2 separate regions of the Homo sapiens genome follow, and region 1 is linked to region 2. The links are chromatin contacts, found by Hi-C in ENCODE. All regions are on one chromosome and are shown on one strand. The core of a region is the stretch at or near the end of the contact, and the rest is flanking DNA. Distances in the headings are between cores, read along the strand shown.

Region 1 (2,700 bases), core at 42-2,541, 250 kb before region 2:
AACAAAAAGATTATTTGTATGGTTTGGGGCTTAAACATTGATTTGGGACCTAAAGTACATTTAAAACTACAGCATTGGTGATGAAATTTTGGCCTGGTTCAAGTAGGTGCTCAGTAAGTGAGCACTGAATGAATGTGCTATTAACTAAACAGCCTTACAAATAAATACCATGTCAAGAAAGACTCAGTACATCAAGAAAACCAAGTGCACATATTAACTTAAATGCATTTATATGGGTTTTAAATTGTTGCCCTTCAAAATGCAATAATGTATTTATTGATCTTGATTTTATGATTTGTAAAATATGCTTTTTTAAATTTCCTGAAAATTAAAAACTTAAGTCATTAATCCACTACTCTCTGGAATTACTTTTTTTTTTTCTACGAACACTTAAGAGTTTCTCTAAAAGAATAACTTCCCAGGTCCTGAGGCCTCTGGAATTACTTTTTTTATTCTACAAACACTGAAGAGTTTCTCTAAAAGAATAACTTCCCAGGTCCTAATGCTTAATGCAGGAAGTAATATTAGTACTTTTTTTGTTGTTTAGTCTCTTTCTCTGACCAAATATGCCACCAACTTGAGTCTCATTGTCCCTAGCCCATTAGGAACAATAGAAGTTTTACCCCACTTCCCAGCCCTTTTCTTAGGAATGTAGGAATCTGGCTAGAAGGCACAACAACCTCCCACCTTCCTAGTAGACCAAGGATTCCTGTTGTCAGATGCAGTGGGCATGAAAGCAGCAATTTTACAGCACAAAAACTCCAATAACATTTACTTCGGTTGGCTGAGATTGCAATGCACACAGGCACTGCTCATTCTTGGTTGCTTAAGCACCAGCTAGCTTCCCTTGGCTTTTTGCCACTTTGTGCATTTCAGAGACAAGTCCTTTCAGGAGAAAGCATTTTGCTTGTAACTTGCAGTGGAGTAAACAGACCATTCAGGCATAGTTTATTGCATTACAAACTCAACTATGCGAACTATCCCAAAATTGAATACAACAAAGTAATTAGTGAAATCATTTGGTCATGAGAATTCATAAAGAGGAATTGTCCTATTTAAAAAATAAAATTTTTCTTTTCTAAAGAATTATTTAAAACTTTATATTTAGAGAATGGTAGCTTATCTCTTATAAGTTTTACTTACATAGTGAAGCTTAAAGTGACCAATTTACAAGTGTCTTCCCCTTCCCACTCCCCTGTAGCCAGCACTTTGTTGAATTCATTTGGGAAATCTTAAGAGGGCACCCACGTTGCATTATAAAGCAAACACTGAAATGACGATGACCCACTCCTACGTAGACTGAAGTGCTGGCATATCAACCCCATGTTACTATATAAAGAATAGGCAGAGAAAAGCATACAAAAACATCTCAATAGCCTGACTCAGGCTGAACTAGGTAAAATGTGCATACACATTGTGGATTCCCTAGAAGACAGGCAAGGGAAGGCAAGAGGGATGTGCATTAGGTTACCCTAGAGGCAGTATTCATCTAATCAAGAGTTCATTCATTCCTGCAGCCAGTTTTTAAAATCATACATCTAATGTGTACTGAAAACCAGTTGCTAAATATGGTTACCAGACATTTTCTTCTTCTACAAGATTGTCCTAGGTTCTGTATTTGTTTTTTTGTGGAGCTTTTTTCGGAGAACTTTAAAACAAAATTATAAAATCTCATGTAAAATCAAAATTAAATGACTTTTTCTATTCAACATTGTATCTAATTATTACCTGTTTATAAACCAATCCTGTTCATAGGGTCAGAGCAAACTGCGGCTTTCAAAAGGATATTAATGGTTAGTGCATTTGTTAACTGGGACCCTATTTATTGTTCCTGTCCAACTCAGATCACTCGTGTGTGTGAACTAAGTACTCTGAGCTTCATTAGAATCGTAATTGTCTGTAAGTAAACTGTGATGTACTTGAATTTCTACAATTGTGCTTATTTTTCACATTTTGTTCAAATAAACCAGGGCTCAGCTCTTAACATTTTCAAATACTTGTTTCATTTTAAAAAAGGACAGGGGCCTTATTTGAGCTAACAGATGAGCCCTCATTTCTACGGAACCCTAAGCAAGATCCTATCAATCCATGTGCTAATGGTCTTTTTTATTGATGAATTTGGCCCTTGCTCTGTTGATTGAATCTACATATAGTCTCTAGCCAGTGATGCTTAAATAGAAGCCACAGGGTACAACATTTTGGAGTTGAAGTTCAGACCACACAGTCTCCCTTTCTGCATCCCACAGATTCTCATCTGTGCTCTCTCCCCCAGCCTCCAGCTGCTGCACTGTCACCAGCCCAGCTGAGATTCAGAATCACTTCTGGTGTGGTTCTGTCCCTCAGGTACCCTTTATGTGCCTCAGAAACACTTTTACCTAGATGTCTCTCTACCATTCATACATGTTTACAGTGATTTCCTTCTGAGTAAATATATAGAACTATCAAAATGTCTAACCTGCCCGTTACTCAGTTGCAGTCCTAGTTTACTTCCCGCTTGATCTGATTGATTCCGTTTCTTTGGAGTATTAGAAAGAGAGAGAACTTGCCCGATACCTTCTGCTTTCATCTACGGCTACGATCCGATTTCCTTCCCTTGAATGCATGAAGGAAGGGTTTAAATGGCATCTGAGGTAATCGTGAGTTTCTGGGTTACTTTGCAGTGGTTTGCCCTCGATGGAGTGCACAAGAGGAAAGAATGGG
Region 2 (2,700 bases), core at 149-2,648:
AGAGACTGGCTTGGTAACAGTCCCCCTGCTTACAGGGTGAATTGTGAGCTACGCTTAGCCCTGGCCACAGGCATTCATCCTGTATTATGCAGGGAAATCTCGTTCTTCCACCTGTGTGCAGAGATTTCCTGAATTCCAGCCACAGCGGCCATTTCTCTATGGCATAGCTCGCTGCACACAACTGTCAGGATTTACAAGCGGTCCGCTGGGTCAAAATGAATTTTTAAAAATGTTCACAAGTGAACTCTATCAGGGGAGAGTGCGGGGAGCATAAATGCCCAAGGACTTAAAATGACAAATTCTCGGGCGTGACTGAAAGGCTGAAAATGGGGCGCTCAGTGGAGGTCGGTGAGGAGGCTCACCAGGCTCTCTTCAACCTGGAGTTCTTCTGCACCGTGGTTAATGACCGTAGGCTGGAGACTGCCCCATCCCACACCTTCCTCCCACACGAACACTAGGGAAAGTCTAGTCTGCCTGTTCCAGAGAAAATTCTGCAAAAATCGTCCCCAGAACTATCTTTGCATCCACGATGCTCGCTCTCTCTCTCTCTCTCTCTCGCTCTCTCTCGTTGCAATGGGTCAGGTTGAATCTAACCCTCTCTGTCCTTTAAGGCTTGGAAGGAATGCCATAGGGCTCCCTCGGTGGGCCAGGGCGACGTTGATGACTCAGGATCTCAAAAGGACCTAGAGCCAGTCTGTCATCCCCAGTTTCTTAATTTATTGACAAAAGGTAACGAACAAGCAGATTGTAAAATATCTTTATTCAGCTATGACATGATTTCCAAGCTCAAAAAAAAAAAAAAAAAAAAAAAATCAAGCCTGGCGTTTAACTTCAGTCTGGAGCATTGACAGGTGACAGGTCACTGCAGAACACAGAGGTGACCCAAGGCAGAGAACGGGAGGTAGCGAGAGGAAGACGACACCCTTCCCTGAGTCCTCCCTCATCTGGGGCTTCCCTCTGGCCTTCCCCTGGGGTTCCTGGGACTCGGCTTCTGCGGACATGGAAAAGCCGTCCCAACATCCGGCGGCCCCGTGGGCAGGGGTCCTGGGACGCCCCCTCCTGCATCCCCGGGCGGGCCCTGCAGGGGATGGCGGCGATTTCAGGAAGGGCTCCGGCGCCCCCTAGTGACGCGCGGCTGTGGTAGGGAAAGTCCTGCACGCCAAAAGGGCAGTTCCCGGGCCAGAAACCGAGGTGAAACCGAAGAGAAGGCGCCGCCGCTCGCCGCTCGCCACTCTCCACCCCAACCGCGGCGGGGCCGGCTCTCTGACCCTCTCTTCCCCACCTCTGCTCTGCCCTCCGAGTTTCACACTTAAAGCGGAGACTTCTGCTTCAGCACCGCCGCACCGAGGCCTGGGCCCTGCCAAAGTGGCTCGGGTAAGATTTCCCTGCACGTCGAGCAGACACTGTCATGCCGCGTTGCTCTCACTCACAGATCGAAATAAGGCCCTTCCTCCCGGGAATCGTCCGCGGGCTGAGTTCCGCAGCGCCTGAAAACAGTGATTTCTGAACTATCATATTGTTTCCCTTTTACTTTTCATGTTAACAGTCCTGTCGCTGGAAAGAATGTCCCGGAAGAACGGATCACTTAAATTCAGAGTGGCATTTTTATTTCTGAGGGAGCTGGGCTCTCACGGAACGTGCTGGAGTGACAGCCTGGAAGAGCGAAAGCCGCCCCCCCTCCCGCTTCCCCGCAGCTCCCCAGCCGCCTCGGCCTGGCCTCCCTGCAGCGGTGACATCCAGTCTCCCTCCTCTACCCAAGCCTGCGGCAGCCACGAAAGCCACCGCGGCGCAGAAGTGGGGAGGGATTCAACCTTTTGCCCCTGGGTTGTCGCCCAGAGAAGCCAATGGATGCTAATCTCATATAGCAGCCTGTTTGCTGGTGTCCTGCCTTCAGAAACCGGCCGTGAGTGAGCCCGCTGGCATTTTGGGAGGCCAATATATAGGCCCTTTTTCCTACCCGGGTTCTCGCTGAAATGAGTAAGGCCGGAGATGGCTCAGGAAAGCCAAAATATCACCTAGATAAAGGCCGGGTTGGGAAGCAGCAGGCACAGCTGCATGGGAAATCCCAAAGGGCCACTAACGGGACACCAAGATAGATCAGCCAGGCGCTGGCAGCAGTGGCAGGATGACGGGAGAGGCCCTGCTCCCTGAGCTGGAGCCCAGCGTGCCCATGCCCAGTTCGTTCCTCCCCACTCACCAGGAGGGCAAAGCGCTCCCCTGCCCACTGGGAGCCGGGATGACCAGGAGGCCCGGAGTGAGATATCTGTCTCTCTCTCTCTCTCTGTCACACACACACACACACACAGACACACACACACACACACACACACACACACATATATCACCAAGGAGGCTGTGGGCTGTGGCACTAGGAGAAATATTGCACCAGGTCTGGAGCCCCGGGTTTGCGGATGCTGCCCCCACCGCCTGTGGCCTTCAGCCAGGTTGCTTCCCGCCCTGGGCCTCTGCCGAAGCCAGAGGCAGGGGCTCTCCACCGGCAGCAGCGAGCGCCTCGCCTGCTGTGACAACTCTGTCTGGCTCTGGGGCTGCTCGGGAACCCGGTCCTAAACACAAGTTCTTGGGTCGTAAGCACAGGCTGGCAGTCCCAGATCGGGAGGCCCCATGCATCTGCTCCCGACCTGAGTCCCTCGCCCTGGCTCCCACTCCGCCACCCCATGGCGCTGCCTGCGAGAGGCGCCG

What was found. A loop is a pair of places that touch in the nucleus more often than their neighbours do. Pooled maps may share reads with other maps.
Region 1: a loop to region 2 is called in a map of Right ventricle myocardium inferior, with 2.7 times the contacts of the local background. The contact joins two enhancer-like sites. A Hi-C loop is called at or near these places in 2 of 168 maps with a recorded cell type or tissue (A673 and Right ventricle myocardium inferior), 1 of 37 single-sample maps with no recorded cell type and 10 of 50 pooled maps.

What each region holds. Positions count from the first base shown.
Region 1 is chr4:182,555,465-182,558,164 of GRCh38, forward strand. All of the region lies in intron 3 of TENM3 (teneurin transmembrane protein 3), which reads left to right. Among named protein-coding and RNA genes, the nearest start is that of TENM3, 310 kb to the left of the region's middle. Within about 2 kb of position 1,292, at least 2 of the 41 ENCODE cell types and tissues checked have a DNase peak (open chromatin) inside an H3K27ac peak, as active enhancers do.
Region 2 is chr4:182,805,412-182,808,111 of GRCh38, forward strand. No RefSeq gene overlaps it. Among named protein-coding and RNA genes, the nearest start is that of DCTD, 110 kb to the right of the region's middle. RefSeq lists silencers at 983-1,072, 1,093-1,142 and an enhancer at 2,222-2,700. Within about 2 kb of position 1,399, at least 5 of the 41 ENCODE cell types and tissues checked have a DNase peak (open chromatin) inside an H3K27ac peak, as active enhancers do.